2 separate regions of the Mus musculus genome follow, and region 1 is linked to region 2. Evidence: chromatin loops called from intact Hi-C (ENCODE). Cell type or tissue: gastrocnemius. All regions are shown on one strand. Links, peaks and the distances in the headings refer to the core of each region. The heading gives the core; the rest is flanking DNA.

Region 1 (16,640 bases), core at 4,016-9,015, 410 kb after region 2:
ATTACACATCTGTGTATTTGGTCCGGGGTGGGGGGTAGGGGCAACTTTCTTCTCTTGGTTGACACCTGGTGGATAATCCAGGTAAAGTGTCTAACCCTTGGGCTAAGGGTTGGTAACAAATACTATTGGTGTTTTTCTCCCCCTAGTGGTAACAGCCACGTCTTTGCTAGAATGTCAAGTTTCCTTCAGTATGAGGTGGATTTCAGCATTAGACACCACAGAAGATTGAGCAAGGAGTGGAGTTAAAAGTGGGCACAACGAGAATTTACATTATTTTTTAAATTTTATTTATGTATGTATATCTATGTAAGAGCACGCATTGTGTGTTCTGGAACCTGTTAAGCCAGAAGATCGGTGGCCTCAGACTCCCTGTTACTGGAGTTATAGATGTGAACGTGGCTACGTGGGTGCTGTGAACTGTATCACATTTCTGAAAATTAAGGATCACTATGTAAGAGCCTGAGAATTGCATTTAATGGAAAAGGATCCTAGTATTGTTTGTAGTTTGTAAAGTTTCTAATGGGGAATCAACACCATCCCTGTATTGCTCCCTCTTTTATTTGATGCTCCTAGGATCTTTTGCTTCATTAGATTTACTTTGCTATTAGTCTAATGTGACTTCTCAAAGACTTTAGTAATGGACACATGCTAAACCTTAACCAATAATTTTTACCCATGTTGCATTTATTTCCCTTTGGTCCCCTTTTCCTTTTGAGGTTTTGTTACATAGTATTCCTCAAGTGTGTAAACAAGTATATTTGATTCATTTGGCTTTCCCCTCCTAGTTATTGAAGCCACAAAAGCATGACGAACAAACAAATATGCTGGTACCTCTAAGTACTTGTGTATATTTTCATTTCTAAAAGAAATGTTATGCTTAGGTCAAATTTTGTATGTTATTTCTCTTTGATTTTAATAACTTTGCATTTGCAGACTCAAAATGTCTCCCCTTGAGACAGCTGGGAGTGCTGGGTTGTGGCGTGCTATCTTGGGCTTCTCTGATGTTTCACTGGGACACTATTGTATTTTGATTTAGATTTCAGCTATTCATCTTCACACCAAGGCTCTTTCCTGCTGCAACCCAGCCTACATCTCATATGCTTTGTCCTCCTACTCATCTGCTAAGTCTCTCCTCCTGTCAAGTACATCTTCTGCCCCCTTTGTTGGCTTGGCTTGTTGTTGCCAATATGTAATTTAAAGGCGAGAGTCACCAAGAGGAATCGGCTCCTAGGAAATTCACATTTTACTGACTGAAAGTTTGTACTAGGGGAATGTTGCCCTTCCCGTCACCTAGTAGTCTCTCTTGATAATGAGGTTTCTAAAAGCCAGGCATGGTTGGGGCACCTGTAATCCTAGATTTGGGGGTAGGGGTAGAGGCAGAAGTATCAGGGATTCAAGTCCAGTCTTGGCTATCTGAGATCCTGTTAAAAACAAGACAAACAAACAAACAAACAACAGACAAAAACAGTAGCCACCAATAAGACAGACAAAGAAAATATCAAAAAATAATATAATAAAAACCCAGACGTTACCTGTGGCTGCCACCTTTTCTATGTGCGTTGTGGAGGGTTTCACGCATCCGGTTAGTGTTACCGTTGTTAACTACCCTTACTTACAGTCATTGAACATCCTCAGGAGATGATCTTAATCCACCATCAGCTCACTGTTCATGTTGCTGTTGTTCCTGCTTGGGGAGAATTTCACTTGACTAGTTATGGTTAAAATCAATCAAGAGAGTGTCTCATGGGACACTTGCAGGTGAGGTGACTTAAGTCTAAAAGTTGGTTGAGGGCGTGCTACTCTAGAAGATGTTTTCAAGTGACCTTTTGTTGTGAGACAGCACATTTCATCTATGGCTTGGTAAATTCTCACACATAACTGGCACTTGGATTTATTTTATTATTTTTGTAATATAAACCTTTTGATTTTTGCAGCAACTGTGTCAACCAGCATATTTTACAGGAGAGAAGATGCATCAGAAATTCCTACTCAGGATTAGCCTGACTCCTTATAGTTATGTATGTATTTCACTTGGGAAAATCTGTCAGACTTTCAATGCTTTATCATTTTGGACTTTGAAAGACTTGTGTCAGGCTGTCTTATCTGTGGGACACAAGCTCCTCCCAAAGAAACCCACCAAAGAGTGATTCTTTCTTCTCCAGTAGCCATTAGCTCCCCAGGAAGAGATGGAGACTACAGAGCACCGTTCTAATCTAGGCTAGGATTTTGCTTGGCTTGGTCTTGTGCAGGTAACCTGCAGTTTCTGTGACTTCATGAGGAGTCTAACCAGAAGATGGCATTTCACTGCCCTCTCTGCCCTCATTTGGCTCGATAAATGTTGACTACCAGTGTTAAGCATAAGCTCACTGTAAGGTTATAGAATTATATGGGAAGATACTTTTTAAAAATTTTTTATTATTTTATATATATATATATATTTATCTAACAGCACACAAAGAAAAATCAGATGAGACTGATGAATTAAAAATAAATTCAAGAGCTGGAGATACGGCTCAGCGGTTAAGAGCACTGACTGCTCTTCCGAAGGTCCTGAGTTCAAATCCCAGCAACCACATGGTTGCTCACAACCATCACAGCTACAGTGTACTCATATACATAAAAATAAATAAATAAATCTTAAAAAAATATTAAGTTCAAATCACCCTTATTTAAAAAGTGAATCCTTGGGGCTGGAGAGATGGCTCAGAGGTTAAGAGCACTGGCTGTTCTTCCAGAGGACCTTGGTTCTATTCCTAGCATCCACATGGCAGCTTACAACTGTCTGTAACTCAGTTCCCAGGGATCCAACACCCTCACACAGACATACATGTGGTCAAAATACCAATGTACATTAAATAAATAAATAAATAAATAAATAAATAAATAAAATAGAGAGTAATTTTTCTTTTTAAAGTGAATGCTACCCATGATATCCTTACCTTGGTATAATATCCAACTTTATTTTAAAAAAATAAGGATTTGTGCTGGATGATTTTTGTTAACTTTACACAAATCTACACATATTTAGGCAGAGGGAATCTTAGTTAAGAAAATGCCTCCATAAGGTTGGTCTGTAGACAAGTCTGTATGGCATTGGGGGAGGACAGGCATAATTGGAAGATGGCCCTGGGCATTGTACGGAACAGGCTGAGTAAACCGTGGAGAGCCAGTAGGCAGCATCCTCCATGGTTTCTGACTGAGTTTCTGTACCCAGCCTCCTGACTTGAGTTCCTGCTTTGACTTTACTCAGCATTGGGCTGTGAGTTGGAAGTCAATTAACTGTTTCTTCTCCAAGTACCTTTTAGTCATACTTTTTATCACTGCAATAGAAAATAAAGGAAGACAGGATTTGCTGTAGTTTTATTGGTTAAAAAGCTATATCAGTATTAAAACACACAGATTTTATTCAGTAGGTTTCTACTTTATGACTTTTATGCATGATTTTCTAGTTGTTCTGAATACTGAATCAGTACAAAGAACGTACAATTCAATACAAAGGAAGTCTCAGAAATGCCCAGCAGAGACATTATTCTCTGGCTAATTCTCATGAATAGTATTTTGAACAAGAGTAGCAAGCTTAGAAAGGAAAAATATAAAATATATGATTTAAATATTAAAGGGGGACCAGGAAGTGCTGAATCCTATGTCCTAGAAGATACCAGATTAAGAGAGTGGGACTTTGCAGCAAGATCCCACTCAGTTAAGTTTAGGTCCAGGCATGGTGGTACACACCTTTAAAGGTCCAGGAGACAGAGCCACACAGATCTCTGAGTTCAAGGTCAATGTACAGAGCAAGTTCCAGGACAGCTAAGCTTAGGTAGTATGGAAGTTGGAAAACAGAAAACTAAAAATAGAATAAAGGGGGCCATGTTCCAGCCCCAGCAAGCAGCAGAATACAGCAGCTTTACCCATGTGGCTCTGACTTTAGAGTCCAGTATAGAAGGGTCTACTGGGACAATTGATGCTGGTTAGCAGGAACTAAGAAATTAGTGGTGACTAAGAAGAGATCAGCATCATTGAACTAAAATCTTCTGGGAATTATTTTCTGAGAGCATAAAGAAACTCTGTTCCAGAGATAACCAAGGTTTTACCTCATGCTGCAGCTATACTTGGTAATGTGTAAGAGTCATCCAGGTGGTACTGCTTTAAAGGCATGAAGAACTTGGCACTGTGAGAGGCCATGGAAGATCATTGGTGAAGGCACAGCCTCAGTTGCAGTTGTCAGCCCAAGACTGAAGGGGTTATGCAAGGGATTTGAGGCTTGGCACAATGAAGAGAGCCTATGAGAGGCTGTTGGTGAAGCCTTGTTGCAGTAGAAGACCCAGTGTATTGGAGATGCCAGTACCATGGCATGATCACCAAGAACAGCAGCAGAAGTGGAGTGGATCAACCTAAGATGAGAGTGCTACATAGGGCAGAACTGGAGAAGACGCCAGCCATTGGAGGGGCCCAGAAGATCATCTGTGGATTCCAGACATTGGAACAAGAAGCTGTAACTTTGAAGATGCCTTGGAGACATCAAGATGTTTGAGATGCCAGAGCCATGGGCTATCTACTGCAGAAAGCTGCCAACAGGGAGTGGAACCAGCCCAGGAGTAAGAAGTTTGTTGCTGTCAAGAAAGATGAAATAGGAGTTGAAGATCTGAAGACTACTTTGACATTATCCATGGAGATACAGAGTTTGGAGTTTGCCCAGCTGGTTTCCTGTCCTTCTTTGGAAATTAAAGTTAAGTGCTTGGATGAACCTCTGAAGAGGGTTTGAACTTTGAACTTTTAACATTATTGAGACTGCTATAGGCTATGGGGACTTTTGAAGTAGGGCTAAATGTATTTTGCATTACGCTATGTTTAGGTATGGCTCCCATAGACTCATATGTTTGACCAAGCCTATGGGGGCCAGGGAGTGGAATGTGATGGTTTGTGTATGCTTGGGACACTATTAGGAAGTGTGGCCTTGCTGGAGTAGATGTGTCATGGTTATGGCTTTAGTACCCTAGTTCTAGCTGCCTGGAGGTGAGTATTCTGCTAGCAGCCTTCAGATGAAGACATAGAACTCTAAGCTCCTCCTGCATCGTGCCTGCCTAGACACTGTCATGTTTCTGCCTTGATGATACCGGACTGAATCTCTGAACCTGTAACTAGCCCCAGTTAAATGTCATCCTTGTAAGAGTTGCCTTGGTCATGGTGTCTGTTCACAGCAGTAAAACCCTAACTAAGACAGGGATAATGCCCATTTAACAGAATGGTAGTACAAGATTCATTCTTGGAGCCTGGGAACTCCCCAACCATGGGTTCTAGGCCATATTTATAGCACCACTCATTTGTTTCCCTCAGTGGAGTGAGTCTGAAATCTAATCAGAAAACACCAGGTTACCCCCATACTATGTGTGCCACTAATACACTTATGAGTTTATCTTCCCACATTGGTCACTTTCACATAGGTACCTTTGTACATTGATCATATTCTTCACACTATCACCCTCTGAAGTCCACTGTACCTTTCCTGCTCATTTCCCTCTACATCTCCCAATAATGCATATCTATTTTTTTCCTTTTAAATCTAAATTATATTTGTCTGAGTCTGGCTTATTTTGCTTAACTTATGCTTCTAACTTCCATCCATTTCCTACAAATAACAATTTATCTAAACAAAACACATGAACGCACAGTTCAACACCCATGCTGAACCGTTTTTATTAAAAGACTTTTGTTTATAAGCACAGTTGGGATGATTAAAAAATAGTTTTTTATTTTCCATTAAGGTTTTTGAAAAACCTCTATCAGTAAAGTTGGTGTTAAAAGATACTTGATAATATTATGCCTCATACTTTCTTTAACAAAGATTTAAACAAAAAAATTTAGGTTGTGGCTTAGATATGAAGGTGGTTTTGGGCATCCCCCAGTGGCAGACACAGTGATTGTCTCCTGCAGCAGTACTGTCTTCAGACATTCTCCACAGAATTCTTTCTGAGTGACTCCTGTTAAGGGCTCAATAATGGACTAGGTTAATTAGAGATTAAGTAATTTTACCTTACATTAATCATCCTCCTGTCAGAATAAATTAACCTCTTTAAGTCCCATTTTCTGGAATTCCCAATGTCCATAGATATCATTCTTGAGGCATTTGATAGCTTCCTAAAATTTAAAACTCATTTGAACTTTGAAATGCCATTAATTAATAGGATTATTAAACTTAATAATCACAGGGATTTTCTCAGATCATGGAAGATAAGCATAATTCTAGCTCCTTTAAAGGCTTGTTTCTTCCACTGGAATGATCTGTAAACTGCGTTCTCTCCTTCCTTTCTTAATGTAGAATGGGAGTTAACTTATAAACTTTAAGTTGAAAGAAAATGGAGTAGACCCCCAATGGACTCTGGTAATGGAGGGCTAATGGAGGGCTTGGTGTGTGGTGTTTGGATTGGGTTTAAATAAGAGCTGTAGTAGCTGAGTTTACATTCCTTCGCCAATGTGAACTTCATTTATTTATTTATTTATTTATTTATTTATTTATTTATTTATTTGTAGACCAGGCTGGCCTCGAACTCAGAAATCCACCTGCCTCTGCCTCCCGAGTGCTGGGATTAAAGGCATGTGCCACCACGCTCATTGTGCACTTTTCCCTACACTCCCACCATTGTTTCCCTAGTTCTTTCTGTTTTCCTAGTTCTTGCTGAGACTACGACGGTGTCCTGTGAGAAGAGCTTCTGACCACTTTCAGTCACACAGCTCTGTGATTGGCTCAGAGAGCAAGTGAGCTTGTCAATCAATCAGTCAAGGAACAGAGCAAGTGGGCTTCCTGATTGAGATTTCAGAAGCCCCAAGAACATAAACTCAAAACCAAATTGACCAGTGGTATTAGTTCATTTGTATTTTGCAAATCAAAATAACACAGTGGATTTTATCAGAGGTAATTTGGGAAACAGTCAAACATTTGGCTTTACTTAGAAAGGCGGGAGAGGTCGCCGTGGAGGCGCACGCCTTTAATCCCAGCACTCGCGAGGCAGAGGCAGGCGGATTTCTGAGTTTGAGGCCATCCTGGTCTACAAAGTGAGTTCCAGGACAGCCAGGGCTAAACAGAGAAACCCTGTCTCGAAAAACAACAACAACAACAACAACAACAACAACAACAGCAACAACAACAACAAAGGTGGGAGAATCCACTCAGAACTAGGTTCCATCGGGCAGGCTTTGTTTATCCTTTCCTATCTTGAATTTGAGCCCCAACTCTTCAGCTTTGACTTGTTTTTAAACGTCTCTCTAAATGTGGGCCTAGCCTTTGAAACATACTTCAGCTAGATGCCTCTTAGTTTCAGGGATTCTTGGTACTAGGATCTCAGTTGGAACAGAGTTGGAACTTACCAACCTGGAGAGGATCTTCATGAAAGTTCCTGAGTTTTCAGCAACATATATTGCCAAGCTCTCACATTTCCACAAATTTGATTATGACAAATATTTTTTTCCTCTCCTTCCCTTCTCTTGTCCTCCCCCTCTTTCTTTCCCTATGCCCTCATTTATATTCTCTCTCTCTCTCTCTCTCTCTCTCTCTCTCTCTCTCTCTCTGTCTTCTTGTTTTATTTCAAACTTTTTGAAACTGTTACAATGGAAACATGGAAAAGTTACAAATACATGAAACCACACCCTGCTTCACCCATTAATGAATAGCAACAACCTATTACGTCTGCACCCCTGAATAGGGCCACTCACATGTCTTAAAGCATCCTTCTTACATAACTACAACAAAGCATCTGTGATATTTGAATAAGAACAGTCTCCATGGGCTCATAGGTGAATACTTGGGGTGGGGCATGAGGAGGTATGACCTTGTTGGAGTGGGGTGGTCTTGTTAGAGGAAGTGTCACTGTGGTGGGCTTTGAGGTTTCAAATGCTCAAACTAGGAGTGGTCTCTCTTTTCCTGTTGCCCTCTAATCCAGATGTAGACTCTTGATTTCTTTTTTAGCACCAAGTCTGTCTGTGTGATGTCATGGTTCCCACCATAGTGATAATGGACTCACTCTCTAAACCTGTAAGCCAACCCCAATTAAATTATTTCCTTTGTAGGAGTTTCTGTGATCCTAGTGTCTCTTCAGAGCAATATACAGCATCAGTATTAGGGAATTACCTTTGAATTCTGAAGCTACTACACCAAGTTGTCAGGCTCTGTTGACATTTTGATAGTTGTTCCTAGTCTGTAGCAAAAGTCCCCTGCCCAAAATTGTGATGTGCCTTGGTGTTCTCATGACTCAAACCAATACCAGTCTGAAACAATTCTCTCTGTTTTCCTTTATGTTTGTGACTTTAATATTGCCTTGTAATTCAGATTGTGTTCTTGGCAGGAAATAAGGTAGAATGGATGCTGTTCTCATGATGGACTCCCAGGTATCCATGGTTTTGATTTATCTCAGTCCTGGCATGTTCATTCCACCCATTTGATTCAAGGGCAGACAGTCAGAATTCTCTACTGCAAGTTAATTTTTAATTTGTGGCTAATATTTTTTGGTAAACTACTATAAGTTTCTGTAAATATGTGTTTTGGTATGAAAACTCATTTTATCAACTGTTTTAGTACTACCAGCTCCTACTTGCTAAGAAGAACCATATTTAAATAAGTATTTATTTGTTTCCATATAATAAGTTATAAATTAACACCTGTTGTCTTAATTAGGCTTTCCATTGCTGTGAAGAGACACCATGACCAAAGCAACTCTTATAAAGGACAACATTTAATTGGGGCTAGCTTACAGGTTCAGAGGTTCAGTCCACAATCATCATGGCAGCATCCAGGCAGGCATGGAACTGGAGAAGGACCTGAGAATCCTACATCTTGTTCCAAAGGGAACCAGGAGAAGATTGGCACCCACATGGCTAGGTAGCTAGGAGGAGGATCTCAAAGCTCACCCCTACAATGACACACTTCCTCCAACAAGGCCACATCCACTCCAACAAGGCCACATCTCCTAATAGTGCCACTGACTGGGCCAAGCATATCCAAATCGTCACCCTTGTACTCCATCATCAGATCCTATTCAGCATCACTGGACTAATTTTTCCCATTTTCCTATTTCCTTTCTCTGACAATGAAAATCTTGACTTTATATAATCCTTAAGATATTTACTTATCTCATCAATCCCCCTGTATTGATCTGTTTCATTTAATTATTACTAAATACCAAAGGCTTTGTACTTTTTACAGAAAAGTTTATTTGGATCTTAATACAACATGGTTGATGGCATCATGGCAGGACTCACAAGAGGACAGAAAAGTCACATAATAAGAAAGAAAGCAAAAGGCTAGTGTGTGTGTGGGGGGAGTGGGGGGTGGGCAGAGCAGGCACAGTAGAGTATTATAACCCCCCCCCAAATTATTCTCCTTAGAAATGATCTCATCTTTTGAAATCTGACTCATTCCCAGAAAATAGCATTAATCTGTTGATGTAGGTAAAGCCCTTCAATATGCTTCCACTGGACTTTAAATCCTATATTTTCTTCTACCTCAGTCTACTGCTACACTGGGGACCATCCATCTAACCCATGGGCTTTGGGAGGAATAAACTTATCTCAATTATAGCACTTCAATACTTTATCTTGGCATCTGACGTTGAGCATCAGTGGTCAACCATTTTCAGAAATTATTTTCACTTATCATAAGGTCTACATTAGTTACTGTCTCAGTTAGGGTTTTATTGCTATGAAGGGACACAATGACCAACGCAACACTTATAAAGGAAATTGTTTAATTGGGTTACAGTTTCATCGGTTTAGTCCATCATCATCATGGTAGGAAGCATGGCAGTGTGTGGGCAGTCATGGTGCTGGAGAAGAAGGTGAGAGTTCTACATCTTGATCCACAGGCAGCAGACGAGGGCTAGGAATAGCTTGAGCATATGTGACCTCAAAGCCCACCCCATAGTGATACACTTCTTCCAAGAAGACCACATCTAATTCCACATGGCCACACCTTCTAATAGTGCCATTCCCATGAGTATATGGGAAAACATACCTATTCAAACCACACAGTTACTTTATACATTGCTGGGCAAAATTCTGACAAAATCAACTTAAGAAAGTAGGGATATATCTTGGCTCATAGTTCTAGAGTATATTCTTTCCTGGTCTGAAACTTATGACTTGGGAGCTCAGGGGATCTGGTTACATTGAATCTGCAGACTGGAAACAGAGAGTAGTGAATAACTATACTAACAAAAGTTCTCCTTTTTGTATAGTTCAGGACTCCCATTAGGGTAGGTCTTCCTACCTCAACCAAGTCTAGAATTCCCTCCTACATATGTTCAGATATTTATCTCTAAGATGATTCTAGATGATTCATGTTGACCATCAATATAATCATTGCAGGGTCTAAAGCTTCTTCAGGATTTTGGGTGAAATTTAAAATTATATTATTTTTTTAATTGATGAAGTTGTACATTGGTAAACAATTGTTTTCTTTTTTTCTTTTTCTTTTTTGGTACTGGATTTGAATGAAAGACATTCCCATATGCTAAGCAAGTGCTCTACCACCAAGCCACCATAGACATAGTCAGTTGAGCAATTTTTTGTGAAGTTTGTCAGTACAAAGCCCCTTTCCATTTCTTATATAAGACATTTGTAAAATGTTTATCATCCAATAATGACTTTTTGTGAATTACTTAATTGTTCTTAAATTAGGTCTAAATTTTCAAAACTATTTTGCCTTAGTTTTAGACTTTGATGCATAACAATGTATGCTCATTATATGCACTTCTCTCTTCCCCTCCAACTCTTCCCATTCCCCCCACCCCCATGCCCATGTCCTCTTCCTCCTACCACACCAAGTTAATGTTGCCCATAGGCACTTGGTATAGGACTGACCACTTAGGCATGAACAACTACTAGGGGGATGGACCTGAAGAAAACTGAATCTCTCCTTCCCTCAGTAGTCACAGATTGCCTTCACTTCTCAACTAGGGGTGGAGCCTTGTGAATTCTTCCTCTAAATATGTGGGAATGTTGACTAATGTGTTCTTATGCATGTAACCATATTGCTGAGAATTCATGAGTAAAGTGTTCCTGTCATGTCTAGAAGGCCCTATTTTGAAGTAGTTCTTAGGCTCTTAGCGTCATCTGCCTCTCTCTTCTGTGATGTTCTCCAAGTCTTGGAATTTCATGTGCACTCAGTCATTTATTCTATGCACTCTGACTAGTTGTATTCTTTGTAATAGCCTCTGCTTGTTGCAAAAAAAGGAGATTCCCTAATGATGGCTGCAAGCAGCACTTACCTATAGGTATAGAGATAAGTATTGGAAGGCACTTGTATACTATATCGATTCAGCAAAATGGTAGTAGTAGATCTCTAGGACCTCTGACCTCTCTAGTCACATGTTCTTGATTAGGATAACAGTACTGGGCATGAGTTCTTTTGTATTGAGAGGCTATGTTCACTAGTTTTATGCCAACTTAACACAAATTAGAGTCATTGGAGAGGAGGGAGACTCAGTTGAGAAGTTGTCTCCATAAGACTAGAACCTATAGAGCATTTTCTTAGTTATTAATTGATGTGGGAGGACCAGCCCCTTTTGGGTAGGGCTAACTTTGGGCTAGTGGACCGAGGTTCTATAGTAAAACAGGCTGAGCAAGCTATGGATAGCAAGTCAGTAAACAGCATTCCTCCATGGCCTCAGCGTTATCTCCTGCCCCCAGGTTCCTGCCCTGTTTGACTTCCTTCAGTGATGGACTATGGTGTGGGCATGTAAGCTAAGTAAACCTTTTCGTTCTCAACTTGCTTTTAGTTTCATCATAGCGATAGTATTGCTCAGATAGGGGTCCTTAAATCCAATGAGACAGCGGTTGGTTATTTCCAAGACATTAATGCGACCATTATAGCACTGAACACATCTTGCTGGTACAGTCACTCTGTAGTTTGTAGGCTTTGCAGTGGATTGGACTGCTGATAGCTATTCTCCACCAGCAGGTTGATGGAATGAAAATTTATGCTTAGTGACACAATAATGCATTATCTTTTTAAATATTTTATTTATATACATTTCAAATGTTATCCCTCTTCCTGGTTTCTCCTCTGCAAACCCTCTATCCCATACACCCTCCCCCTGTATCTGAGGGTGCTTCCCCACCCACACAGCCACTCCCACTTCACTCCCTTAGCATTCTCCTATGCTGGGGCATCAAGCCTCCACAGGACCAAGGTCCTCCCCTCCCATTGATACCAGCTAAGGCAATCCTTTGCTATATGTGCAACTGGAGCCACGAGTCCCTCCATGTATACTGTTTGGTTGGTGGTTTAGTCCCTGGGAGCTCTGGGGGGGGGTGTTCTGGTTCATTGATAATGTGATTCTTCCTATGGGGTTGCAAACCCCTTCAACTTCTTCAGTCCTTTCCCTAACTCCTCCATTGCAGTCCCCATGCTCAGTCCGATGGTTGGCTGCAAGTATCCACATCTGTATTTGTCAGACTCTGGCAGAGCCTCTCAGGGGACAACCATACCAGGCTCCTACCAGCAAGAGCTTCTTGGCATTGGCAATTGTATCTATGTTTGGTGTCTACAGATGGGATGAATCCCCAGATGGGGCAGTCTCTGGATAGCCTTTCCTTCAGTCTCTGCTCCATTCTTTGTCCCTGAATTTCCTTTAGACAGTAACAATTCTGTATTTTTAAGATGGACGGGTGGCCCCATTCCTCAACCAGGGGCAGTGCCTAACCTCTGGATAGGGTCTTTATAGGTTCTCTCTCCCCTTTGTTGAGTATTTCAGCTAATGTCATCCCCATTGGGTCCTGGGAGCCTCTTCATTTCCTCACATCTTGAACTTTCTAGTGGCTACCCACAGCTTCCCATCCCCGACTGCTATATACCTCCATTCAATTTCCTGATCCTCATACATTACATTGATGCTTTATCTATTTAATAAGTATATCTTGAATTCACTACATGGTCTAGCTACCATTCTAGACACTTAAAGTCCAGTAGTGGAAAACTATAGAGACAAATTACCTTCTCCAATGGAATCTGCATTTTTAATAGTGGAGTTATGGAATGAGTATGTTCACCCAAATGTTTGGAATGTAATTATAAGTAGTGAAAATATTGCAAGGACAGTAAAGTACGATGTGAGCTATGGGTAATGGATTGCCAGCAGTGGCTCACCATATACCCATATACTCATCACAGAGCTGGAAGAGATGGTTTGCTTATCTTCCCAAGAGCTGAGACCAGACTACTGCCAGGAACAAGCCAACATATCTCCTTCTGGCAGCCTGGGTCAAAGATTGACACTGGAGGAGAGCAGCCTTCAACCTTGCTACTTTAAAAAAAAAGATTTATTTATTTTTATTTATATGAGTACGCTGTCGCTCTCTTCAGATACACCAGAAGAGCATATCAGATCCCATTATAGATGGTTGTGAGTCATCATGTGATTGCTGAGAATTGAACTCAGGATCTCTGGAACAGTGCTTTTAACTGCTGGGCCATCCTCAAGCCCAACTTTGCTCTGAGTAATGTGAACCATGTGGGCTGCTTTTTCAATTCAGACAACATTGTCTGCTCAGCTTCATTTACAGCGAAACCAGCAAATGTAATAACCAAAGCTGATTTTTAATTTTTTTCTATTTCTAATCCTGTGACACTTTGATAGCAAATTAAGGGATATTAATGCCATCTTGAAAAACTGAGGCTCTTCAATTTTAATAAACTTGTCCTGTATCATGTAGCTAGTAAGACACAGAGAAGAAACAAAACTTTAAGATTACATGTATCCATTTATATGTGTGGTGTATGTGTGTGTGTTTGTGTGCCTGTATGTGTGTGTGTGTGTGTGTGTGTATGTGTGTGTGTATGTATACATGTGTGTGCATGTGTGTGTGTGTGTGTGAATGTTGGGGCATGTTGTGTTGCATATGTGCTACATGTATCCTTCCACTATGTGGGTCCCAGGGATTGAACTCAGGTTAATACGCTTGGCAACGGATGGCTTTACTTAATCAGCCACCTTGGCAACACAAGAAAACCCAGGTGATTTTAATGCTTAGCTCTTCCCACCATTGCCAATTCCTAGATTTCACCCCAATATTTATGGGAAGAGACCAGATAAAACCCCACTACAAGAAAACCTATAGCATCAGATGAGACAGCATTCTATAGCTGAAACCTAAAAATATATACTTTTGTCTTATAAACATATATTATCAAATACAAACCAATTTGAGTCAAATTTTAGATTGAGGTATCATCTTTTAATATCTAGAATTCAGGATATATTATTAATTTTTGAGCATCTTACTCAATAATCTAGACTGACTTAGAACTTCCATGTATCCCAAGCTACCCTTCATGTTATGCTGATTTTTTTTTTTTTTACCTCCTCACTGCTGATATTACAGGCACAAGGGGCTGTGCCAGGCCCAAATCCAAGACATATTAGATGGTTATTTACAGTCTTAGTTACTTTTCTATTGCTGTGGCAAAATGCCATGACAAGGCAACTTGTAAAAGAAAGTGTTTAATTTGGTCTCTGGTTTCAAAAGGTTGGTACTGATGATGGTGGGGCAAAGGTATGGATGGCAGCAGCAACATCTTGATCCTCAACTAGGAGGTAGAGCAGCACACTGGGAATGGAGCAAGGGCGTTGAAACCCGAAAGCCCACCCCCAGTGACACACCCCTTCTCACAAAGCCACACCTCCTAATCCTTTCTAAAATGTTCCACCAACTGGGGACGGAGCATTGAAACATGAGCATGTGGGGGTTCCTCTCATTCAAATCATGACAGTTACATAGTTGCGATGAATTAAAACTAGTACACTCTTGTAGGTTATAAAAGTGCACAGTATAATTTCCCAACAGTGAGGTTGCCAACTGATGCTTCCATAAAGATACATCTTTGAACTTAAAAAAAAAAAACATTAATATCACTGAAAAATTCAACCAATGAATGGAGCCCCACTGGCTCCTCCTCCTCCTCCTCCTCATCATCATCATCACCACCATCATCATCATCATCACCACCACCACCACCATCATCATCATCATCATCATCTCTCTCTCTCTCTCTCTCTCTCTCTTAAAAAACCCATTTATTTATTTTTTTATTTAATGTGAGCACATTGCTGTCTTCAGGCACACCAGAAGAGGGCATCAGATCCTATTACAGATGGTTGTGGGCACCATGTGGTTGCTGGGAATTGAACTCAGGACTTCTGGAAGGCAGTCAGTGCTCTTAACTGTTGAACCATCTTTCCAGCCTGCCTCATCACTTCTTGTGGGTCTTACCTTTCACTATTGGGCAGGTTTCAAGCACCTGAAGTTTCCAGCTCATTTCCTCCTCTCCTCTCCTCTCCTCTCCTCTCCTCTCCTCTCCTCTCCTCTCCTCTCCTCTCCTCTCCTCTCCTCTCCTCTCCTCTCCTCTCCTCTCCTCTCCTCTCCTCTCCCCTCCCCTCCCCTCTCCTCTCCTCTCCTCTCCTCTCCTCTCCTCTTCCCTCCCCCTTTCTCCACTTATTTGGGGACAGAGATTAGGAAAAGCCTAAATTATAACACAAAGAGATATCTTAAAAATTAGATGCTAATTAGAAATTAGCAACTCAATAGAGGGACAGGCAAGGATATACATACATGGGCTTGTTATGGAAGAGAGATGGCGTATCTGTTAAAATACAACTTCACTTCCATGAGCAAAAGAGAAAAGAAAACTTCTTGGTACCACCATTGTATACAACTAATAGAACATAAAATTGCTTAATTTAACCAAAGTGCTGGTGAAAGACGGAAGAAAAATTTGCACTGTTGGTGAGAGATTGTTTCAAGTGCCAATATGGAAGTTAGCAATGGTGTCATAAGAAGTTGACCACAGCACTCTCAGAGTGCAAATACAGAAAAATATGTAACTATAAAACCATAGACTAATATATAGTATAAAATACAAGTGTAGTATAAAATACATAGCTCAGAACAACCCTATGGCTAATATTACGTTGACTAAGACTAGAAACATGGGCAAAAATATGGGTAGTATAATATTATAGGCATGTTGGGCTGGAGAGATGGCTCAGCCGTTAAAGGCTAGGCTCACAACCAAAATATTATAGGCATGTAAATTTTAAACAGGGCAAACAATATTACATATAGTTTATGGGCACTTGCATGTGTTGTAAAGATACAACAACTTACAAGGAAGTGGTGATCACCAAAGTGAGGTAGTGCTTGTCTCTGGCATGGCAGGGAAATGGCTGGGATCAGTTTGTAGAAGGAGAAGCACAATGAGCCCAGCCTATGCCTTATGCTGTAAGCTTGTGCTGGAGGTGAGGTATCTCTAGTATCATTCTCCTTATAGTTTCATACACTTAAGTGGTTTATGAAAGAGTAGCATAGCAGGGAAACACATGTATTCTCAGCTCTAAGGAGGCTGAGGCAGGAGGCTCAGCCATCTCAGGCCAGCCTGGCTTATACAGGAAAACCCTCAAGAAAGCAAAAGATTGGGGTTGGAGAGAGATGGGTCAACACTTAAGAACCTACTTGCTTTTCCAGAGGACCATGATTCAAGTTCTAGTACCCACCTGGCAGCTCACAACTGTCTAAGTCCAGTTTCAGGGATCTAACAGCCATACACCAACATATATGCAAGCCACCAGTGCACATAAAATAAAATAAAATAAAAT
Region 2 (16,640 bases), core at 4,881-9,880:
ATATGAAGAATGAAGGCATATATATAAGAATATGAAACATCAAAAAGTGGATATAGATTGAATACTAAAAAGTCAGGTTGACATTTATCTCTAGGGGATCAGGTGTTGATCCAGGTTAAAAGTAGTTGACAGTTGAGCCTAATGTTAGACACCTGTAATCCAGCACCCAGAAAATATAGGAAGGAACTCAAGTCTAGGTTAAACCAAAAGTAAGCTCAAGGCCACCCTGAGCTACATGGTAAAATCCTGCCTTAAAAACCAAAGGCAAAAGATGTAACTGAGTGACAGAACACTTGGCTAGCATGGTAGAACAGTTAGTTGTCTAGCATGTGGAAGGGCCTCGGTTTGATCCCTAACACTGTATGTTGGCCAGATGTGTGTGTATTTGTGTGTGTGTATTTACATATACATTTAGGAACCACTATGATATACAACTGTTCAACTGGACTAACTAAAATTAAAACAGATAACATACAGCATTAAGTGCTTATTGTAGGTTACTGCTACATGCAAACTATTAAACACAAAACACATTTTATCTACATTTATGTTAGTCTGGTTATATACCCCCAAAGAAGTAATTTATAAAACATAGATATATAGAATACTTAATGCATCTTCCTTAGTGGTAACCACATCTTGTAAACAACTGATAATATCTAGCAGAAGAGTAAATAATACATATTAGAATGTATCAATGGAATTCAACATGAATGTATCTCACAGATGCTTAACAAGAGAAATCTTTCATGCATGGAATTATACATGGTGTTGATTTGTATTTATTTGTAGTCTGAGAAGAGGCAAAAATCACAGTTAGTGATGTTTATACATGTGGAGATCATGTTAGGAAGTGCCAGAGGGAAACTTCCAAGGCATTAAACATATTCTACTATATCTTGATCTTGGCTACATATTTCTACACATTTTTAAATGTTGTACTCCAAGCTTAGTATACATTACCATATTGTAATCCAGTTTAAAACTTTTACTTTTTAAAATTTATTTATTTTTGTTCTTTAATCCTCTTTTATAGTCAATATTTTATTCCCTCCCAGTGTGCACCCCAACCGTTCCCCATCTCATACCCCCCCCCATCTCAAGAGGATATCCCTCCCCCACACCCACTAGGCTTCCCCACTCCCTGGGGCCTCAAGTCTCTCAAGGGTTATGTGCACCTTCTCTCGCTGAGGCCAGACCATGCAGTCCTCTGCTATATATGTGTCAGGGGCCTCGGACCCGCTAGTGTATGCTGCTTGGTTGGTAGTCCAGTGTCTGAACGATCTCAGAGATCCAGGTCAGTTGATACTGCTGGTCTTCCCATGGGGTCACCCTCCTCCTCAGTTTCTTCCAGCTTTCCCCCAATTCCACTTCAGGGGTCCCTGGCTTCAGTCCATTGCTTGGGTGCTAGTATCTGCATCTAACTCTTTCAGTTGCTTGTTGGGCCTCTCGGAAGGCAGCCATGTTAGGTTCCTGTCTGTAGGCACACCATAGCATCAATAATAGTGTCAGGCCTTGGAGCCTTCCCTTGAGCTGGATCCCAGTTTGGGTCTGTCACTGGATCTCCTTTCCCTCAGGCTCTTCTCCATTTTTGTTCCTGCAGTTCCTTCAGACAAGAACAATTCTGAGTGACCACTTATGATTATGGGGTTGCAACACCATCCCTCCACTTGATGTCCTATCTTTGTACTGAACGTGAACTCTACAAGTTCCTTCTCCGCATTGTTGTACATTTCACCCAAGGTTCCTCCCTTTGAGTTCTGAGAGACTCTTATCTCTCGGGTCTCTGTACATTATAGAGGGTTCCCTCACATCCTACTTCCAAGGTTGCCTGTTTCTATTCTTTCTGCTGGCCTTTAGGGCTTTGGTCCTGTACCCCCAGTAGTAGATCATGTTTCCCCTCCCCCCTCCCTGTCCCCTCTCCCACCAGGTCCCTCCCTCCCTCTGACCCCCATGACTGATAGCTCAGCCATTAAAGTTTAGACTCACAATCAAAAATTTAAAACATTTAAATGAATACTTTTCTTCAATATGTTGAAGTTGTGTGTAAAGAGAATGATATAAAAAAGTCTAAAGATATTTGTAAAATGGAAGAGTCAGGCCAGGAGTCCAATGACTGGGTAGTAGGAAATCTAAAAGAAGAGAAAACAGAGAATAAAGGGAATAGGTTTGGTTTTTTTTTGTTGTTGTTGTTGTTTGTTTTCTAAAAAAGTATCTTCAAAGTCCCCAGAAGGTGAAGTATGATCATTTTTGCTTTAAAATATGTAAGTGTGGGTCTGGGGATCATGGTTTTTATAAAGCCATGAAGACTTCAGTTTAGATTCCCCTGCATCTGTGTTAAAACTTTGGCATGTCTGTAAGCTGCAACCCCGGGATGAGGGGCTAGAGACAGGCAGAGTTACAGAACTCCTGGCCAGCAGCCAGCAGAGCTAAAAGACTGAGCTCCAAACTCAGTAAGGAGACCTGTCTCAAATGATAAGATGACTAGCAACTGAAGAAGTCCTCTGTTCATCAAACTCTGCCCTCCAAAGGTGACAGAGAGGAACACACACACACACACACACACACACACACACACACACACACACAAACACATGTGCACAGAAGTGAACTTATTTTTTTTCCTTTTTTTTTAATTAGGTATTTTCTTCATTTACATTTCAAATGCTATCCCAAAAGTCCCCCATATGCTCCCCCTCCACTCCACTACCCACCCACTCCCACTTCTTGGCCCTGGCGTTCCCCTGTACTGAGGCATATAAAGTTTGCAAGACCAAGGGGTCTCTCTTCCCAGTGATGGCCGACTAGGCCATCTTCTGCTACATATGTAGCTAGAGACAGGAGCTCCAGGGTTACTGGTTAGTTCATATTGTTGTTCCACCTATAGGGTTGCAGACTCCTTTAGCTCCTTGGGTACTTTCTTTAGCTCCTCCACTGGGGGCTCTGTGTTCTATCCAATAGCTGACAGTAAGCATCCACTTCTGTGTTTGCCAGGCCCCCGCATAGCCTCACAAGAGACAGCTATATCAGGGTCCTTTCAGCAAAGTTTTGCTGGCGTATGCAATTTGCTGGTGTCTGCATTTGGAGGCTGATTATGGGATGGATCCCTGGTGCGGCAGTCTCTAGATGGTCTATCCTTTCGTCTTAGCTCCAAACTTTGTCTATGTAACTCCTTCCATGGGTGTTTTGTTCCCAATTCTAAGAAGGGGCAAAGTGTCCACACTTTGGTCTTCGTTCTTCTTGAGTTTCATATGTTTTTGCGAATTGTATCTTGGGTATTCTGAGCTTCTGGGCTAATATCCACTTATCAGTGAGTACATATCATGTGAGTTCTTTTGTGATTGGGTTACCTCACTCAGGATGATACCCTCCAGGTCCATCCATTTGCCTAGGAATTTCATGAATTCATTGTTTTTAATAGCTGCGTAGTACTCCATTGTGTAAATGTACCACATTTTCTGTATCCATTCCTCTGTTGAGGGGCATCTGGGTTCTTTCCAGCTTCTGGCTATTATAAATAAGGCTGCTATGAACATAGTGAAGCATGTGTCCTTCTTACCGGTTGGGACATCTTCTGGATATATGCCCAGGAGAGGTATTTCGGGATCCTCTGGTAGTACTATGTCCAATTTTCTGAGGAACCGCCAGACTGATTTCCAGAGTGGTTGTACAAGCTTGCAATCCCGCCAACAAGGAGTGTTCCTCTTTCTCCACAGAAGTGAACTTATATACTCACATGTCAAACACAAACATATTAGTATACATGAGTGTACACAGATTACATAATACTAATATGGTTATAACAAATGTAAATTGTAGACAGAAAAAGTCCAGTTTGGAGGGACTGGCTCTATCAAGAGCTGTTTTAAAAGTATGTCAGGTAGAATCTCACAATTAATTGCACAAATATGAAGGAATAAAGGAGTGGATTCCTTGAGTAAGTTGTATCCCTGATTTTTATATAAAATAATAGGACACTGGGAGCATGTTAGAAGAAGAGAGGAAAATAATCCATTTGAAGCTTTGTCGGGAGTGACAGGGCTTTGGTGTGCATCCATTTTATGTTCTCATAATTGTAAATTACTAATTCTCAGGCAATCATCTTATTTATATATCCCTTTTCCCCATGGATAATGCAATTCAATATAAAATACTATTTTACTGATATCTGAAGTGAGAAGCCTTATTCTTATATGTTTTACATTATCATAACAAGCAATAATCATCGCATGTCAACTATGGTTAAAACAGAAGCAGCTGGAAAGCAGGAGGCAGGGGCAGAGCTTGGATGGGGGCGGTGCTTGGGTCAGGGCTTGCCAATTGCTGTATGCGTGCTGTCCACTCTTCCTGAATGTCTTGCATGTGCTCCTCGATAACCATCTGTGACTGGGGAAGCAGTCAGTTAGATTACACTGTACAGAGGGTCTGAGAATGATAGCTTTTCCGTATTGTATTGGAACAAGTACGAGTTACATATCATTTTAAAAGTGACACTAAGTTTGAAGACCCCTGTGTCTCATCTTATTGACAAAAGAATAAAGAAGATTTTGTAATTTTTGTGGGCCCTTAAATATTGGAAACTTTGGTTTCCTTTCAGTCAGTATCAGTCAGCTTTCTGTTAACGTGGCAAATAGCCATGCAATGCACAGAGAAAGGTTTTTTTTGGGCTCAAGGTTTCCCATGCCTCAGTCTCTGCTCCCTTGGTCTCATTGCTTTGAGCATGTGGTAGCACATCATGGCAGGAGAATGTGGCTGGACAGAGCTTCTCAAGACTGGAAGGGACGAGGAGGAGAAGGAATGAGTAGCTCTTCACAGGTCCTACATCTTAAAGGTACAACCAGTTCCTAATAGCACCACTGTAGCAAATAAATGTGTAATATATGGGCTTTGGTAGATATAGATATTTAAGACAGATATAGATATTTAAGATCCAAACTAACATAATCTTGTTTTTATTAATCTTTTGGGAATAGCATATAAATGAACAGGCTTCATTAGCATATGCTCATTGCACATTGTTCTTAGGCCCACCCACTTTCATCCCTCTCTGCTAATCTCTCTCCATATCCACATTACAATACACAATTCACAATGGCTAAGAAATGAAGCCAGCCTACATAACTGAATAAATAAAATGGGAAACATATGCTAAGTGGAATTTTATGCTGCTGCAAAGTAAAATGAAAATATGATCATAAATTTTAAACTCATTGCTCATCACAGAGCTTTACAGACTAAAGTTTTATTTCACCCGTATCTTTATTTTCTTACAATAATTAGGATTTACCTTAAGTTGTTCCAATTCACATTTTATTAGAAAATGAAACTGTAAGCAGTTGTGTTAGTGCTATGCTTTAAGTAAGCATCTTTTAATGGTGATAGTAATAAAATAAACAAGTTTGCAATTTAAACTAAGACTCAGAGAACAACACAGAAGAGGGGCCAGAGAGATTGTAAGATCAGAGAATCAGAATGCCTGCATTGAGATAAAATCTACATAGGACACAGAGAGGACAACAAGAAATCTCATCAGTATGGTAACCTAAGCAACACCCAAATGTAGAAATACCACTTGGCATACCAATGTTGATGGGGACAATCCCACAAGCCCCACCCCCAGGTGAAGAACTGTAGGCAATTAATGATTTCTGAAAGGGAGAATCATCCATGGGCACCTGCATGCCAACAAAGCAAGAAAAGTAGTAAAGAATAGGAAAGGGTCACTGAGTTAGAGCTGAGTAAGCCCAGCTCAGGCTTCCTCAGCAGGTACCCATGACACCTTTGAGTTTGTTTCTTTAGCAGTAACAAAGGGAGAAATGTCTTGAAAGATTATGAGAAACAAGCTTTATGCTGAATCCACAGAATGTCAACTGCCACATCAAACAAACAAACAAACAAACCAAGACAAAAAAAAAAAAAAAACCCACTAAGTAATGGTTATTTCCTTCCTCCCGTGTACTGGAGACCAAACATTGCCAAGTGTGTACATAGTACTTCAGTTTACAATAGTTTTGGAGTTCATATTACCATATTTATAATTTTAGAAAAACTAAATTTTCTTATTGAATCTAGTACATTGTTAGCACACATTTAATAAATTTACATGCTGATTTGTCTTGATATTTCTTATCCATTAATTGACCCAAAATAAAAAAATCAACTCAAACCTATGAAAAGTTAAGAAATTCACAGGAAGCATATATGTATGTGTGTGTGTGTGCGTGTGTGTGTAGTGTCTGTGCGTGTATATCTGTGTATATGTATAATAATATGTCATAAATATATGATAATGTGGAATCCTTTAAATATGATTTTGCCAGCCCTTAAGTATAATTTTTCTGCTGCTACTTGCTGCCCTCCTTACCATTTTCATATAAAGAATGACTCTATTTTTACAAAGTAGCCATGCTTACAGTGACAGACAGTAATTGAAAAATTTACCCTTAACCCTCTTCTTCTAAAATATTTAAAGTAATTTATTTATTTTTACATGTTTATGTGTGTTGCACCTTGACTCTGAGCTCTATAGGCACTCAATGACACATGTATACACACTCATACACACAAATAAATAAACAATTGACTGTGTGTATGTAAAATAAAAATAATTAAAGAGATTCTAGGGAAAATTCATATGTTCAAATTATATATATGTATATGTATATATATATATATATATATATATATATATATATATATATGGCTAATTTACCTCATTTTGGCTGCTTTATAGAGTACTATAACACATTTGTGCTTGAAACTTTACACAGCAGTTGCACAACAAAATTAATCTTCGATGTTTGTTGCCTCAGTCAGCTGCTAATATAGCCTCTAAGAGGACAGCCATGATGGGCTCTTGTCTGCAAACACAATATGGCATCAGTAACAGTGTCAGAGTTTGGTGTGCATACATGGGATTGATCTCAAGTTGGGTCAGTAACTGGATGGCCTTTTTTTTTCAATTCTTTCACCTGTTTGATTGAGTTTTCTTGTATTTCTTTAAGGGATTTATTTGTTTCCTCTTTAAGAGCTTGTGCCTGTTTGTCAGTGTTTTCTTGTGTTTCTTTAAGTGAGTTATTTATATCCTCTTTAAAGTTCTCTATTATCTTCATTATATGGGCCTTTAGGTCAGCGTCTTGCTTTTCAGGCATGTTAGGGTATTCAGGGCTTGCTGTTGTAGGAGAACTGGGTTCTGATGGTCTGAAATTACATTGGCTCCTGCTGCTTATGGTCCCGTGCTCACCTCTGGCCATCTGGTTATCTCTAGTATTAACTGACCTGAGTGTTTTTGTCCTTGGAGGCAGGCAGAGCTCTGTGACCTGGGTTAGGACAGGCCTCCTGGGAGGCAGACTGTGCTGTTTTTGGTGAAGGGAGGGGGCTCCTTTGACCCTGGTTAGAGCATACCTCCTATGTTCCTGGGTTAGGGCAGTCCTCCCCTGACCTGGATGACAGACTTCCTGGGAGACAGGAAGGCTGTATCCCTGGTTGTTGTAGACTTCCTAGGAGCCTGGCAGACTGTGGGGAGTGGGAGATGTGCAGGCACGCTGATCTTCCCCAGAGGATGTACAGACCTGAAGGGAGTTGGGGCTTGAGTGGGGGTAAGGGGTGGGTGTGGGGCTGGGCTCCATGGGGGTCCCAGCTGGGGTGTTATTTGGGAGGGTTATCACCTGTGTCCTTGGTTGTGGCAGATCTCCTGGAAGACCAGCAGGCTGGTCGGTGGGGAGAGGGGCAGACACACTGAACTGCCCCAGCAGGGGTGTAGACTAGAAGATAGATGAGGCTTAAGCAGAGTGGAGGGGGTCCAACATCCTCCAGGCTCCATTGGGTGAGTCTCAGCTGGAATGGTTATTTCCTCAGGGGTTGCTTACTGACCTTAAAAGTGCTAGGCAGAGGAAGTATAAACTTTGGCATGTTTACGGTATGTTTAGTTTTGGCCTTTGAGTTAATAGACGCTATAGTTAGAGTTATATCAAATTTTATTAGAATTCCCCAGATTCTCTGAAATTCTACTCAATTCTATTTCCTTTCTAAATTTTATTAATTATATTTCTACATCTAAGAATTAGATGAGAATTTTAAAATATATTTTCATTTTCAATCAATAAATCAAAAAATAATTGCTTATTACATATTAAAATATATTTTCATATAATTTAAATGACTTCTACATTTTTGTTTGAGTTATTTATGTGAAGAGATTTAGAGATATATACATATATTGGTATCAAAAACAAGATTGAAAATGACTCTGATTTGAAAATCACATCTCATGATGATAGAGTACTTTAAGAAGGACATAAATAACTCCCTTAAAATAACACAGGTAAGCAGCTAGAAGCCCCTAATGAGGAAACACAAAAAATCCCTTAAAGAATTATAGGAAAACACAACTAAACATGTGAAGGAATTGAACAAAACCATCTAAGATCTAAAAATGGAAATAAAAACAATAAAGAAATCACAAAGGGAGACAACCCTGGAGATAGAAAACCTAGGAAAGAGGTAAAGAGTTAGAGATACAAGCATCACCAACAGAATACAAGAAATAGAATAAAGAATCTCTATACAGAAGATACCAAAGAAAACATTGACACATCAGTCAAAGAAAATGAAAAATGCAAAAATCTCCTAACCCCAAACATCTAGGAAATTCAGGACACAGTGAGAAGACCAAACCTAAGGATAATAGGTGGAGAAGAGAACGAAGATTCCCAACTTAAAGGGCCAGTAAATATCTTCAACAAAACTATAGAAGAAAGCTTCTCTAACCTAAAGAAAGAGATGCCCATAACCATAAAAGAAGCCTACAGAACTCCAAATATATTGGATAGAAAAGGAATTTCTCTCATCACATAATAGTCAAAACAGCAAATGCAAAAAACAAAGAAAGAATATTAAAAGCAGTAAGGGAAAAGAGATCAAGTAAGATATAATGGCAGACTTATCAGAATTACAACAGACTTCTCACTAAAGACTCTAAAAGCCAGAAGATCCTGTGCAGGTGTCATACAGACCCTAAGTGAATACAAATGCCAGCCCAGACTACTATACCCAGCAAAACTCTCAATTACCCTAGATGTAGAAACCAAGATATTCCTTGACAAAACCAAATTTACACAGTATCTTTCCATAAATCCAGCCCTACAAAGGATAACGGATAGAAAACTCCAACACAAGGAGGGAAACTACACCCAAGAAAAAGGAAAAAAGTAATCTTCTTTCAACAAACCTAAAAGAAGATAGCCATACAAATATAAAAATAAAATAAAAAATAACAGGAAGCAGCAATCACTGTTCCTTAATATGTCTTAACATCAGTGTACTCAATTCCCCAATAAAAAGACAAAGATTAGAAGACTGGATATGTGAACAGGACCCAGCATTTTGCTGCATACAGGAAACACACTTCAGTGTCAAAGACAGACACTACCTCACAGTAAAGGGCTGGAAAACAATTTCCCAAGCAAATGCTCCCAAGAAACAAGATGGAGTAGCCATTCTAATATTGAATAAAATTGGCTTTCAACCAAAAGTTATCAAAAAAAGATAAGGAAGGACACTTCATACTCATCAAAGGAAAAAATCTACCAAGAAGAACACTCAATTCTTAACATCTATGCTCCAAATGCAAGGGCATGCACATTCATAAAAGAAACTTTACTAAAGCTCAAAACATACATTGCACCTCACACAATAATAGTGTGAGACTTCAACACCCAACCCTAATTAATGAACAGAACATGGAAACACATACTAAACAGAGACACAGTGAAACTAACAGAAGTTATGGACCAAATGGATTTAACAGTTATCTATAGAACATTTCATTCTAAAACAAAAGAATCTACCTTTTTCTCAGCACCTCATGGTACCTTCTCCAAAACTGACCATATAATTGGTTACAAAACAGACCTCAACAGATATAAGCAGATTGAAATGATGGCATGCATTCTATGGATCACTATGGACTAAGGCTGGTCTTCAATAGCAACAAAACAACAGAAAGCTCCCATATACCTGGAAGCTGAACAACTCTCTACTCAATGATAACTTGATCAAGGAAGAAATAAGAAAGAAATTAAAGACTTTTTAGAATTAAAGACATTTTAATGAAAATGAAGGGACAGCATACCCAAACTTATGGGACACAGTGAAAGCAGTGCTAGGAGGAAAACTCATAGCCCTGAGTCCCTCCCCCCCCAAAAAACTGGGGAGAGCATAGCATAGAAGCTTGAGAGCACAACTGAAAGCTCTAGAACAAAAATAAGCAAATGCACCCAAGAGGAGTAGAGGGCAGGAAATAATCAAACTCAGGGCTGAAATCAACCAAGTAGAAACCAAAAGAAATTTACAAAGAATCAACGAAACCAGGAGTTGGTTCTTTGAGAAAATCAACAAAATAAATAAATGCTTGGCTAGACTAACCAGAGGGTACAGAGACAGTGTCCAAATTAACAAAATCAGAAATGAAAAGAGAGATATAACAACAGAAACTGAGGAAATTCAAAAAATCATCAAATCCTACTATAAAAACTTATACTCAACACAACTGGAAAATCTAGATGAAATGTACAATTTTTTAGACAGATACCAAATACCAAAGTTGAATCAGGAACAGTAAAACCATAACCTCTAAAGAAATAGAAGTAGTCATTAAAAGTCTCCCAACCAAAAAAAAAAAAAAAAAAAAAAAAAGCCCAGGACCAGATGAGTTTAGTGCAGAATTCTATCAGACCTCCAAAGGAGACCTAATACCACTACTCTTCAAACTATTCCACAAAATAGAAACAGAAGGTACTCTACCCAATTCATTCTATGAAGCCACAGTTATGCTAGCACCAAAACCAAGACCTAACAAAGACAGAGAACTTCAGACCAATTCCCTTTAAGAATATTGATGCAAAAATACTCAATAAAATTCTTGTAAACCAAATCCAAGAACATATCAAAATGATCATTCACCACGATCAAGTAGGCTTCATTCCAGGGATGCAGGTATGGCTCAATATATGGAAACCGATCAATGAAATTCAATACATAAACTCAAAGAAAAAATAAACATGATCATTTTATTTGATGCTGAGAAAGCATTTGACAAAATTCAATATCCCTTCATGTTAGAATTCTTGGAAAGATCAGGAATTCAAGGCCCATACCTAAACATAGTAAAAGCAATATACAGCAAACCAGTAGCCAACATCAAACTAAATGGAGAGAAACAAAGTAATCCCACTAAATTCAGGGACTAGATAAGGCTGGCCACTTTCTCCCTATCTATTTAATATAGTAGTCCTAGCCAGAGCAATTTGACAACAACAGGAGATCAAGGAGATATAAATTGGAAAGGAAGAAGTCAAAATATCACTATTTGCAGATAATATGATCATATATTTAAGTGACCCCAAAAATTTCACCAGAGAACTCCTAAACCTAATAAGCAACTTTAGCAAAGGGGCTGGATATAAAATTAATTCAAACAAATCAGTAGTCTTCCTATACTCAAAGTAAAAATGGGATGAAAATGAAATTAGAAAAACAACACCCTTCACAATAGTCACAAATATAAAATACCTTGGTGTGACTCTAACCAAACAAGTGAAAGATCTTTATGACAAGAACTTCAAGTCTCTGTAGAAAGAAATCAAAGAAGACCTCAGAAGATGGAAAGAACTTTCATGCTCATGGATTGTCAGGATTAATATAGTAAAAATGGCCATCTTGCCAAAAGCAATCTACAGATTCAATGCAATCCCCATCAAAATTCCAACTCAATTCTTCACCAAGTTAGAAAGGGCAATTTGCAAATTCATCTGGAATAACATAATCCCAGGATTGCAAAAACTATTCTCAACAATAGAAGAAGTTCTGGGGGAATCACAGTGAGATCTAGGATAGATGCTGTGGTTCTCAAACTCCCATGCCACTGGGAAGCATGTCATTGAGAATTGTGGTTCCTATCCTGCTGTGATCCCTGGACGACGAGGAGTTGGGAATAGGGTCTGCATACACATGCTGAGCCCAGGCTGGAAGAAGGCCTTCTATGAGACACTTAGACTCAGCTCTGTATGACGAAGCACCCCCCCCCCCAACACACACACACATATCCACACACACACATACCACCCCGGTCTTGATGAACAAGACAGGCCTTGTTTGTCCAAACTGTTTTAATCATGGCGGATGAGGATGAATAACTTTTACTCAGGGTGGACCAGAGATTAAATATCTTTTGCAGGAAGGGATGCCCAGGAAGGGAAGCTCGTTGGCTTAACACTCAACCCCCATTAAGATACCTCATCAGCATGGAGAACTCTACTTTTATTAGGGTTCTGAACTTACTACAGCCTGAACAGCTCTTCTGTCTGGTGGCACTGCCCCATAATACTCTTATATTGGAAAAATACAAAATGGTATTTTTCTTGATTTGATCAGTTATTCCAGAAGTGTTTACTTAGTTCTATTAGGTGCCAAATATTTGATGTTTGAAATTTATCAAAGAATAAAAAAGTAAAAATTTCTCTCCTTATGCAGATTATATTCTAGTGAGTAAAATGATGGTGGTGGTGGTGGTAGTGATGATGGTGGTAGTGATGGTGTTGGTTGTGGTGATATAATGATAATGATTTCACAGTATGGTCGATGGCTATGAGGATTCTCTTTATAAAAAGAGCTAAGATTCAATTGTGTTGGGAAAGAGGGAAATAGACATGCAATTTAAATAGTTATATTTGATGAAAGGGTGAGAGTCTTGAAAATGATAATGAAACCCCACCATTTAGGTAATTTTAAGACTTGCAACTTGTTTGTTCCACATGTTGCTATCTGGCAAGAAGTTGTGGATAATAGAAAGTCAAAGATTCCCTTCATCTCCCTGTCTCATTAGCCGGGAATGGCATTTCTACACTTCCTCCTCTTTCTTACCTACCTTGAACAAGTGGACTTCAGTGCTTCAGTTTGGTCTCGCATTCACAAAAATATGGTTTTTTGAGAGAATTTGCTCTTGAGATACTTACAGCAACACAAAACAATATTTTGTCTTTAATTGGTTCTTAGAAACACACGAGTTCACTCACACATTGCCCCTTGAGGTTGCCTGAGGTCAAGTCAACTTTGCCTTTGACTGGCTCAATTACATGTTAAGATGAAAGTGGCTTATTTTCAGGATGGTCTTCATTCATCTTAGCATGACTTAAAAATAGAACTACCTGTGTCTTCCAGATTTTGTTCCTGGCATCTGCATATGCAAGTCCCCACCTCAGCGAGGAGAGCTGCTCCGCTGTGGCTGCTGTGGCGCATTACCTGTATCTTTGCCAGTTTAGCTGGATGCTCATTCAGGTTGGTAGCTCATTCCCTGCCCAGCGCTCCCCTCCCGTGACCCTGTGAGAGGGGGGCTGTCTTAGTTAGGGTTTTACTGTTCGGAACAGACACCATAACAAGGCAACTCTTATAAGAATAGCATTTAATTGCAGCTGGCTTACAGGTTCAGGGTTTCATTCATCTTCATCTTGAATCATCAAGGAAGAGACATGGCAGTGTCCAGGCAGGCCTGGTGCAGGAGGAGCTGAGAGTCCTACATCTTCATCTGAGGGCTTCTAGCAGAAGACTGGCTTCCAGGCATCTTGAAGGCCACACCCACAGTGACACACCTACTCCAACAAGGCTACACCTACTCCAACAGAGCCACACCTCCTAATAGTGCCATGCCCTGGGCTGAGCATAAACACACCATCACAAGGTCTTAGTACCAGATATTCTCTGTCCTGAAGTAGAAATAATCTGAGGTAGCCATCACAGCTCTACCATGGTGTGAATGCAATAATATATCTAGTAACTAGAGGAGAATTTGGAAAAGAATGAGGCAAATTTAGTAAGACTGAAAACCAAAGGGTCGTAGCAGAAGGAGCTTGGAATATGGGCCCTGAGGAATAAGAAATTTGAATTATTTTCTCTGAATGATCAAAAAGTTTGTTCATGAAAGAGAGGATATAATTACATCTCAACTTTGGAGAGATATCTTTATTTGTGGTTAATTGGAGATAGAAAAGAGTGTCTGGGGGAAGCCAGTTAGTAGTGTTGGCTGTACCAGGAGGACTGGAGAATGCTCATACTAAACAGAGACTTGTCAGTAGATACAAAGTAAACAACATGGTTATTTGTTTTCTGTTAGTTCAGAACTTTAGCATAGGATGTTGATTGTCAGGCTTGCAGGAGATCGGAATCTCTGTCCCCACATATCGGCCATGAAAATCTGATGGACCGTGGCTCCTGTTCTGACCTGAGGAGCCGTTGTAGAAGAGACAAAGACTTTCCAGTCATGAACAACAGCAGCAGCTGCCGTGGTGTGGCCTGACAGTAGGAGAGTCATAAAGGAGGGCTCTGGCCTTGCCACTCTGCACCCCTAATGCATGATTCCCTCTCTGCAGGAGATGGCTCTGAATAATCCGTCTCTCCTCAAATTAGTGCTTTGTAGACCTTTCAGCACCTCCAATCAGGGAAAATAAGTCATTTACTATAATATCTCTGTCAATGGGTTTAAAAATAAGTCTAAGTCATAGACATAATTTCAGGACATGAAACATCTGAAAAAAGAGGAAATTTCTTACATTATTTTTCTGATTGAAAGATTATTTTAGGCATTGCTCTAAGCTGAAGTTTTTAAGGACAAGACTATGCAGGTTGTTATCTATCTGCCTGGCCTGATCCTCCAGTGCTGTGCTGAAGGTCTTTGTCCCTGTCCCTGACATATTCTGAGTTTCTGATTAATGACTTAGATGAAAACACAGGAAACTGCTTATCAGATTTGAAGATATACAGAGATAGCAGGATAGTTACAACAGGAAGCTGCTTGATTGAAACACAGGTGGAACCAACAGGGAAAACCTGTAGTCACAGGCTACGCACTAAGCGAACTATTTCAGTGATGGAACGTAATATAAACATAATATAAATGGCTGAGAATTTTACTTTATGGTAGACACAGTGGTAAGGTAAAGTGTGAGCAGAGTATCACACAGACCTAGGTTCCATGTAACAGTATGAAGGCAGCTGGGGCTCCATTGTAGCCTATCATGCACTGGCGTCTTACGCACACAAGAACCAAACTCACAGTTCATGTCCTAGCATGTGAGCTGTCAGAAGGCAGTATCTTGGAACGGCTGTGGGGAGATGCTTCTGTGTACAATACCCACAGACATGCGGCAGGAGAGAAAGCCTAGACCAGGTGTCTGCATTTGGCAGAACCAGAGCCAATGGATCAAATGGTAGGACATGGAGAATCCATTCAAGTTAAGAGTGCTCACAGCCAGTAATACTCTCGGTGTCGAAGAGACTATTTGCAGAAGCATAGTGATCAGATCACCAAAGTGCATTCAAACAGAAATGTCTTTCACATGTATTTCTAGTGGAGTTTCTCTTTTGCTGGGTATTAGCCAAAGTTAATGGGAGGGGGGGTGGTTCAGGTTATCCCATATCTGCTTTTCTGGTCAGCAAGAAAATCTAATTGTGTCTGATGCTTATTTAGTAGGCTAATTATATTTGTGTGTGGCTCATAATTTAGGAAAATAGTTGCAAATGGCAGTGAAATATAATGCATTTCAGATGGTGCACCACACATCCTTCATGGTTTGCGGTGTGACCACAAGGGGAAAATCCAATAACTTCTAAATTTTAGATAGCTTTCTTCTAATAAGTTATGTTGTGGCTAGAGGTTGTCATTTTACCCAACTACACTTTCCATTTATGAAATGTCATGTGCTAAAACCATTTTTTAAAAACCTTGGCTTTGATAATGTCAAGAGCTTCAAGATAAAGGCTCAGTGGCTCAAGGGCAACAAATTAGGAGGTGCCATGGTCTGGGCCCTGGACTTGGATGACTTCATTGCTTCTTTCTGTCTCAGGGACATTTCCTTCTGAATTCTACTTTAAAGAGAGGTCTGAATGTGCACAGTGCAAGTTGTTACACCTCTTTTCAATGGGAGCTTTAGTCAGTAATTTGTCCTTGAAACTGTCAGAAAGAGAAGTTCAACAGCTTTTCCATAGAGAGAGGATTCTGCCTCACCCTTCCATGGAGAATAATTGAAATAAGTCCTGGGCCTGCCTGAATTGAATCGCAGAGTAGTACTACAAGGATGGATGTCTTTGTCTGCTGTACCAGCTGGGAAGAAACAAAGAATGCTCTTCATCTGTCAGCTTTGTCTAAGCTCTGAACATCTTTTGCTTCCTTTAAACCACCTTGCTTGTTTGCTTTCATAATAATTTCCACATTTATGGAACAAACAAATAACAACAACAACAACAACAACAACAACAACAAAAAACCCTAAGCCTATCTTTAAAAACACTAGTCCAATCCTGTGAGTCAAATTTGATTAAAATCTTGAAAGAGCACATACATGGTACACAGACATACATGCATACAAAACACCAACACACATAAGATAAATGAAAACTTTAAAAACCTTGAAAGAATGTCAACATTATCAATTCTACTTCATATTTTTTAGCAATACAGGAGTGAATCAGATGTTATATGAGTAATGCAATGACTGAGTTAATCATTCAATTTTAATAATTGGGTTAAGAGCACCAGAATTATCACTGTGGGCTGGCAAGATGGCTCAGTGGGCAAAATGTTTGCTGTC

The links. Hi-C counts contacts between places; a loop is a spot of excess contacts. Peaks named below come from ENCODE experiments on the same cell type or tissue, not always from the same donor. Only the 100,000 strongest peaks of a DNase experiment are listed, where the experiment ranks them.
Region 1: a loop joins it to region 2, with 3 times the contacts of the local background. A loop is called at or near these places in 2 of 42 quality-filtered maps.

Annotation. Positions count from the first base shown.
Region 1 is chr13:80,865,405-80,882,044 of GRCm38, reverse strand. No RefSeq gene overlaps it. Among named protein-coding and RNA genes, the nearest start is that of Arrdc3, 9.7 kb to the left of the region's middle. In gastrocnemius, for the core only: no CTCF peak of the experiment used is centred there; no DNase peak of the experiment used is centred there.
Region 2 is chr13:81,280,051-81,296,690 of GRCm38, reverse strand. It overlaps Adgrv1 (adhesion G protein-coupled receptor V1), which reads left to right. Exons shown (of 90, transcript NM_054053.4): 84 at 13,219-13,335. Among named protein-coding and RNA genes, the nearest start is that of Gm32639, 180 kb to the right of the region's middle. In gastrocnemius, for the core only: no CTCF peak of the experiment used is centred there; a DNase peak (open chromatin) is centred at 7,683.